Regions from separate parts of the Homo sapiens genome. Here regions 1 and 2 are each linked to region 3. A link is a loop called in an ENCODE intact Hi-C map of the cell type or tissue named here. Cell type or tissue: IMR-90. All regions are shown on one strand.

Evidence for each region. A loop is a pair of places that touch in the nucleus more often than their neighbours do. Peaks named below come from ENCODE experiments on the same cell type or tissue, not always from the same donor. Only the 100,000 strongest peaks of a DNase experiment are listed, where the experiment ranks them.
Region 1: a loop joins it to region 3, with 6 times the contacts of the local background. A loop is called at or near these places in 12 of 110 quality-filtered maps.
Region 2: a loop joins it to region 3, with 5 times the contacts of the local background. A loop is called at or near these places in 8 of 110 quality-filtered maps.

The regions. Positions count from the first base shown.
Region 1 is chr2:119,701,711-119,704,210 of GRCh38, reverse strand. It overlaps a transcript of TMEM177 not described here. Among named protein-coding and RNA genes, the nearest start is that of TMEM177, 24 kb to the right of the region's middle. RefSeq lists enhancers at 520-1,124, 1,732-2,337, 2,338-2,500. In IMR-90, a CTCF peak has its summit at 1,192 (motif pointing left); no DNase peak of the experiment used is centred here.
Region 2 is chr2:119,752,134-119,754,633 of GRCh38, reverse strand. All of the region lies in intron 1 of LOC101927764 (a long non-coding RNA gene), which reads left to right. Among named protein-coding and RNA genes, the nearest start is that of PTPN4, 6.5 kb to the left of the region's middle. In IMR-90, a CTCF peak has its summit at 1,098 (motif pointing left); no DNase peak of the experiment used is centred here.
Region 3 is chr2:120,674,761-120,677,260 of GRCh38, reverse strand. No RefSeq gene overlaps it. Among named protein-coding and RNA genes, the nearest start is that of GLI2, 60 kb to the left of the region's middle. In IMR-90, a CTCF peak has its summit at 1,546 (motif pointing right); no DNase peak of the experiment used is centred here; H3K27me3 peaks cover 930 bases.

The DNA of each region.
Region 1 (2,500 bases), 970 kb after region 3:
CTTCCTTTGTCAGCATGTTCTTCCTCTTCCATGGAGACATTATTAGACCATGCTTTCAAATGCTTTCTAAATTTGAATCTGGTGTCAACACTCCTTTCGGCTGCATTCCACTGCATTGCTGTGAGGGTTTAGTGAAATAATACAGATAAAGTATCTGCCTTTTTTTAAATACAAAGTTCTGTATTTTTCTCTTTTCACTTACCATGTGCATTGGTCAGAGTCCTGGCAGGAATGGCATTCATACTGATGCTTCAGATGAAGGGCTATTTAGTAAAGGATGATTTACAGAGATGTGGACAAGTTTAAGGAAACCAACAAAGGATGTTGAGGCACCCAGCAGCTGGCAATAGCAGGAAGCTGTTACCACCCTTAGGATCAAGGGGAGGCTGCCCAGTGGAAGCTGCAGTCCTGGAGGCCCTGAGACAGGCAGAGAGTGGAGGAGACAGATCCCAGCCTCTCCTCCCAGCCTTCCATCTTCTGCTGGTGTCTCCTGTGGGCTGAATCCAGCTTGGAGCCAGAGGGGAAGGGAGTCGGGGTGATCCGGAGCATGGGACCAACCTCCTGGGGTGCGGGGCAGGGCAGAGCATGATTCTGGAAGAACGAATGGAGAAAAACATCCACATTATATGTGAGCACTATCCCATGTCATTAAATATCCCTGGACGCCAGGGTTTTTAACTGCTAAATGACATTTCATCATACGGTGGGACTACAAGTTATTATCAGTAGTAGTATGAAGGGACATTTGGAATGGCCCCTGCTCAATGAGTGTGATGGGCATCTTTGCCCATAATTATTTGTCAACATCTGCCATTTTACATGACTCAGTGGATGGGGCCTCTCCACAGGCCACAGGCTTGGAGAGTTCAGGCGAGAAACCCCAGAGGCCCAGCCTCGCTCCCAGCTGTCCCAAGAGGTCCCTGGAAACCATGATGTGCCATCAACTCCTACTTTCTTTGTCCAGTTACAAGTCAGGAGTAGCACCCAAAAGAACTGTTCTAGAGGAAAATGCAGGGCTGGGCCCAGGGCTGAGGGCTGAGGGATAAAAGTCTAACGGTGACAAAGGTGCCACTCCCTAGCAGGCTAGTAAAGCGAGGAGGCGCTCCTAGCTCTCTGGGCTTCCACCGGCCCTTCTCCCGGGGGCTCCTGCTGAGCCGGCCACGCCCTGGGCCACGGTGAGCTTGCTCCCCCTGCTGGCCAGATAGGGCATCTGCGGGAAACAGTGCCCAGCGGGCTCCTGCCCGGTCACAGGAATTGGCCACTCTGAGGATAGTATGCACCCAGGCTCTGGTACCAGCCCCCTGAGAAGTTCCCACAGGGCTTTGAGCATCCAAGGGATGACATCCCTGGGATAGAGGACTGTTTTGGTTAGAGCAGGAGGTCTGACACTATTGGAAATTTAAATCGGCATACATATCAAGAACCTTAAAATGTTCAATTCAGCCTCACCTCCTCCAGGAAGCCTTCTGCAATCACACTCCCCAACCACCCAGTGCAATCTTTATGCCCTTTTCCCCTGATCCCATGGCATTTTTGCTTGTCTCTGACTCAGGTGAATAAGAAAAGTAACTTTATTTTGCATTAATTTTTACATTTTTATTTTGAACTCCAATTCCATCAAAAAGTGGTAGTAACTTAATTTTAGTCATTTCAGGGTTCTCTCCTGCCCTTTCCCTGGGATTATGTCCTAGAGCAAGGTGGGTGAACAAAGGAACTCTTATGTAGTGCCAAGACATAGGAGCCACCAATCCTCTTTGTCATCTGTCCTCATAAGCACCATCTCACTCACTGCTGAGATGTTCCTGGGCAGCAGCCAGCAGCCAGCAGCCAGCAGCCAAGGAGTCCCCATGAGAGGCCCCACATTCCTGATGGTGGGACCCCTTCACTTGTTACATTGGTGAAACTGCCTTTGCAATATTATAACTGAGGAAATGATGACAGTGAAAGAAATCAGACCTAACCGACTCCATCTTGCTTCTAACATTTAAGCTGTCCTTGTTCATTCCTGGGCATAGGCCAAACTAACTTTGGGAAGGAATTCAGTTCATGGTTTGGCTATGAAACAAAATCAGTTCTTGCCTGGGGACCAGCCTGGCTTTGCAGGACTAACAAATTAGCTACAAGATTAGAAATTACAGTTTAGGGGTCATGCAGCCTCCGGCTCCAAGAGTCTGAACTTCCCCAAATTGCTCCTGAGGATAACATCACTACTGTAAAACCTAAGATCCGTGCTTGAGATATTCTGCAGACCCTGCACTGGATGGATCAGCTGAGAAACTAGACCGGTAATCTGACTCAACCTGTTCTGCTGTCCCACCCAGGAACAGAAGACAGCAAGAAAAGCTCACTTTGATCCTCTCTGATTCCCTCTCCAATCTGACCAATCAGCACTCCCCACTTCCCAAGCCTTCCTATCTGCCAAATTATCTTTAAAAACTCTGATTTTAGTAATAATAGAGACTGACTTCAGTAATAATAAAACTCCCGGTCTCCCGCCCAG
Region 2 (2,500 bases), 920 kb after region 3:
TTATTCTGTTGCTGTGGTCTCTAATCCCAGGCTCTTTTACTATTGGAATTTATAATGAGTTTTAATATCTGAAAGAGTTCATTGCTGCTTATGACTTCTTTTTCCAAGATGAACATATTTTTAATTATGTGAATTTAAAATATGTGAGTCCTTGATTGTGACTGAAATAATAAATTACATTGACAGCATATATAGTGTACCTAGTATAGCTGGTATAGATTATCTGAAAAAAATTATCCATTATAATTGCGTATATAGAATGTAATGTGTATATAGAAATGTGTTCTTAGGACACTGATTATACATATTATAAACCACTTAATCTGTATCTATTTCTTCTTAATGTAAACATTAATGCAAATTAGTCCTCATAATTTTCATTCATTTAAAAAAATATATTGCTCATTTACTATTTGCTAGGCACAAGAGGTTACCATTGCCCTCTAGTCAAGTATTTTTTATTCTTAGGATTGTGACTTATTAGTGGATTGTGAAATCAATTTGGTGGATCATGACTAGCATTTTGAAAAAAAAAAGGAACTGGAATAGACTAGAAAATATCAGAGTGTATCACACAACATGAAGATAAGCATTGTACTGTGAAACTTTAACTTTGGTTATGTGTTTGAGCATTTGTGTGAATATAAATTGCAATATAAAATCTCTTTCTTACTTGGATGTGGCGGCCAAAAAAGTTTGAGAGCTTCTGGTCTGAAGGGAGAACTAATAAATAAATAAACAACACAAATTAGAATGAAGAGTGCTTTCATAGATTAAACTGTAAACTCCGTGAGGACAGAACCAAGGCTATTTTCACTCATCATGATTCCACCGCAGCTTAAACTAATGTGTCGTAGAACATCAGCCCTCAGTTACTGTTCTTGAATAGATGCATGAATGGTGTGGCCCTAGAGTACTACGGAAAGCCATGGAAGGAGATCAAACAACCAGCATGTTCTGTGCCTTACATTTTGCATGGTTTCCATTAGGAGCCTTGGACTGTGGGGACAAAGTTTGGTGAGGAAAATGATCTGATGTAAAATTAAAGACCACGCAGTCTGTGAAAGGGAACCTTGAGGGACCTTGAGTGACATCTAGTGGATTCTTTGACCAACGGGGAGACACCAGCCTAAGGAAATCTCTTTCCCATTAGGTGACATGTTATTGAATATGCTGTTTGCTTTTGAGAGACAGAGAGAGAGTTGGGCTTCATCCATCCATAGTGCATAAATGTTACTTTATTTGTGGGTGAATATTGTAGGTTTATTAATCTGTGCCCTTTGTTTTGTATTGGTTTTGTAATAGGAGCTTTATCATCAGATTGGAAAATCTTGATTAAGCTTCATGACTTTATAATGTGTTACTCAGCACCTGGTACAGCACCGTCAGCTGTGTAATAAACACCTGTTGTTGGCTGGCTGACATGTTTTAGTCATTCATTCAACCTGTGGTCATTGATTGGATACCACCCACATTAAGGATTTCATTCCTGGCTGGAAGTTAGAAACACCAAGGAAGTTTTTAGTAAATGCAGATGCCCTTGACACACCCTAATCCCACCTCACTTCTCATTTAATTGGTGAGGGTGGAGCTGAAGCTTCTCTCTATAGAGGGATATAAAGATTTATTTTTTTCAGCTCTCAAGGTGATTCTACTGTGCAGCCAGGTTAACATTTGGAAAGGCACTGAATGTCATACACCATCAATGTAAAACAGGGATCCCTACCCTCTATATTGGTACTTCTCAAACTATCTGGGGTGAAAGACCAATTCACCATGGACCAATATTTTTGTAGAAATGAATTACTATAAAATGAAATGAAAAAACAAAGACATACAGCATAATAAAAAGCAAACTCCAATATTTTATCAGATTCAACAGAAATTAATTACTCTGTCAAATTTCTCTAAAATGTTCTAACTCTTACTCTCAGTTTCTGGATTTATCTTGTTTTGGACCAGTGACAAACCATTTACAGCATGGCACTTTGAGTCACACTGCTCCATGTTACATTCTAGATGGAGATGGGGGCAAGGAGAAGACAGAGGAGATGCAAAACACACAAGTAACCGTAGTAGCAGGACACACAAATCATTCTTATTGCATTTAAAGAGGAGGCCTGCTGACCTCTTAGTTAGTGCCTTCCATGTGGCAGAGCCCCATGGAGCCACCAGGGCCCAGAGCCTAGTCCTTGGCTTTACAGAGCCCAAATTTTGATCTTCTCAGAACACACACATTAATCAGGTACTTGGCACTGTCCATATGCTAAACTGTTTTTAAGAAACTGGTTATAAAGTAAAATCACTCTCTTTTTTAAAGCAAATATGCCTTTGGAAGGGACCAGATACTGATGTTTGCTATAATGACAGCCTCTTTCCAATATGGAGGTCTCCAGGCATGAGAAGGTTATTTAGGGAACATAGAATAGAGATCTCTCCCAGCCCCACCATGGAGCATCTCCCTCTAGTGATGACAATACTCATGCCCAACTGATGCATG
Region 3 (2,500 bases):
CAAGAGATGCTGCCGACTCCTCCTGTCCTTTCTCTGACCTGGCCCTGGAACGAGCTGTTTCTCTTGGAAGCCCTGGTTTGTTGTATTGAGACTGGTGTTTAGAAATCAAGATCTGGGTGCTGGCTGTGCTCATTGCCACCAGGCTCTCATTACCTCTAGGCACTCCCAGCAGCTAGACTAGGAAATACACACACACACACACACACACACACACACACACACACACACACCTGTATACACATTAAAAACCACGAGTTCTTACTGACACCCCTAATTCTAATCCAGTATCACAGGGTTCTCCGTCTTGGTGTATCTTTGATCTCCTTATCCATCATCTATTGACTGATTTGCTCAGTTCCAGAAGGCATGTAAAATAGTTTCAGAATCAGTGACCCATACCCTTGTGAAAAATTGACCAACTAGTCATGGTATGATATGTGTATATACGTCTTTTCATTTTTAGCCTTTGAGGATGCAATAAAAACACTGTTTTCCAAAGTTTCTTAGGTTAGTTCCCCCATCTTTTCAGTGGAAGTATATAAATCATTTGTAAAACTATTAGTGCCACTTATTTCTGTTTGTATTCTATTTTGGGTTTCCTCTCATTAAAAAAAATTTTTAATCTAGTACATGAAATATGCACATGATTCTAAAAGTCAGAACGATTCAAAAGGTATACACAGTGTCACTCCCTCTAATTCTTCTGTGTCATTCCCATCATCCACCCTTTTCCTACCTATGCCCACACCCTCGAGGAACCACCCCCGACAGGCAACCCGTCTTATTGGTTTCTGATTTATCCTTCCTCTGTTTCTTCTTCACAAAAGAACAGGTTTCGTATATTTTATTTTCCTTCCCCTCTTCCTTCGATGAAAAGTAGCATGTTACAGATATTCTTTAGCACTTTGCTTTTGTATTTAACGATATAATCTAGGAATCACTCCACCCTAAAGTCTCTTCTAATCCAAATATTCCCCTCCACGCTTCCATTTCCCCTGTGTCACTGAGTTGTTGGAGAAACTGGCAGTCTGTCCTGTGGAGCTTCCTACCATTGGGACTTTGCTGATTGAACCTGCAAAGTGGAGCGTCACCCATCCCCCTGCCCTGTCTTTTCTTTAACGGGTCATTGGATTTGGAGGCTTGGTCGGAGTCAAGTTTGCTTTCTTGGGAAAAGACTCAGAATTTAAAGAGATCCTTGGCAAAGCAAAGATAACTTTTGCGTAGGTCCAAATGTGTGTCCACAGGGCCCGGCTAAGCATGCTCCCAGATACTGTCGACCTCTGGGCCACTCCCTCTGCACAAGCTCTGGCCTCTTTGTCTAAAATGGGGGTTCCTTTCCTCCTGATGAACTTTGGGGTGTCGACATGCCCCTGGGGATTTACACTGAGTTTCTAATTCCTTAAAGCGGGTGGGTCAGGCCATCCTCGCTTTCATCCTTTCCAATCTGCGGGAGCTGGAGGAGAGGTTTGCACGTCTCAGTTATTGTTGTGAAAATGCAACGGATTCTGCAATTCCTGCCTGTAAAGTCCGAGGTGGCCGGTAGAGGGGGGTGTTACTCCCCAAGAACCGGCTCTGGCCTCGGCTGGGCTGTCTGGCGGCCTCCCTCCCTTCTACCGAGACTATTCTTGTCTCGGTCATTACCTGGGTATGGCAGCAGGGACAGGCCGGTGCCTGCCACGCAGGGGTGTCCACCCCCTTCTTGGTAAGCCGCACCCCGTGGGGCTGACGGGGTGTCCTCGAGCTCACAGAGAAGGATGGTCACGTGGGCCCAGGGAAGGAGCGGGCATGACTGAGGGCGGCCGTCCCCACTGTCACCAGGTTCCTGGGGCCGGCTCTCCCCTTTCCCTCCACTCCCCTGCACCCGCCGGCTTCCCCCATGCCTGGCCTGGTTCAGACTGGGCTTGGGAAGTGAGTCAGGGCCTGACTATATGTGATAAAGAGAAGCTCCTTGCTTTTAAAGGACAGTAAGGGGGTCGTCTTACACTTAGCAGCCCGGACAGAATTGATTTTTTTACAGACCCCTCTGTGGGCGAGTGCCTTTTATGAAAAAGGCAAAAATATTTAATAAGAATGAAACCCCCTGAATGGTCCCGGGTCCTATCAGAAGCGGGAAGTCCCCTTTTTAAATGGTCGCAGGCATCTCCTTTGATCACACGATATCACTGAACATGCAGTCCTCACACCCCCAACTTCATTCTCATCTCATTTTTCTCCACGGTGCATGCCAGCCTCTGACACGTGGTGGCCCTCTCTCGAGGGGGTGCTGGTGCCTGACTCCTTTGGACACCCTGTGAAGGCAGGGCCAGACAGGTCGCAAGGGAAAACCATCGGTCAAGGTGAGTGTTGCAGGCGCCCTGGAGGAAGGCACCGTGTCACCTGCTGGCCCAAGGGCTTCCAGAATTCCATGAATTACAACAGGGAATGCATCTGCCAAGCATCCTAGACCCACGTTTCTGGCCGGCACAGCCTCGCCCTCTGTGGAAATCAGCATGAGAGGTGC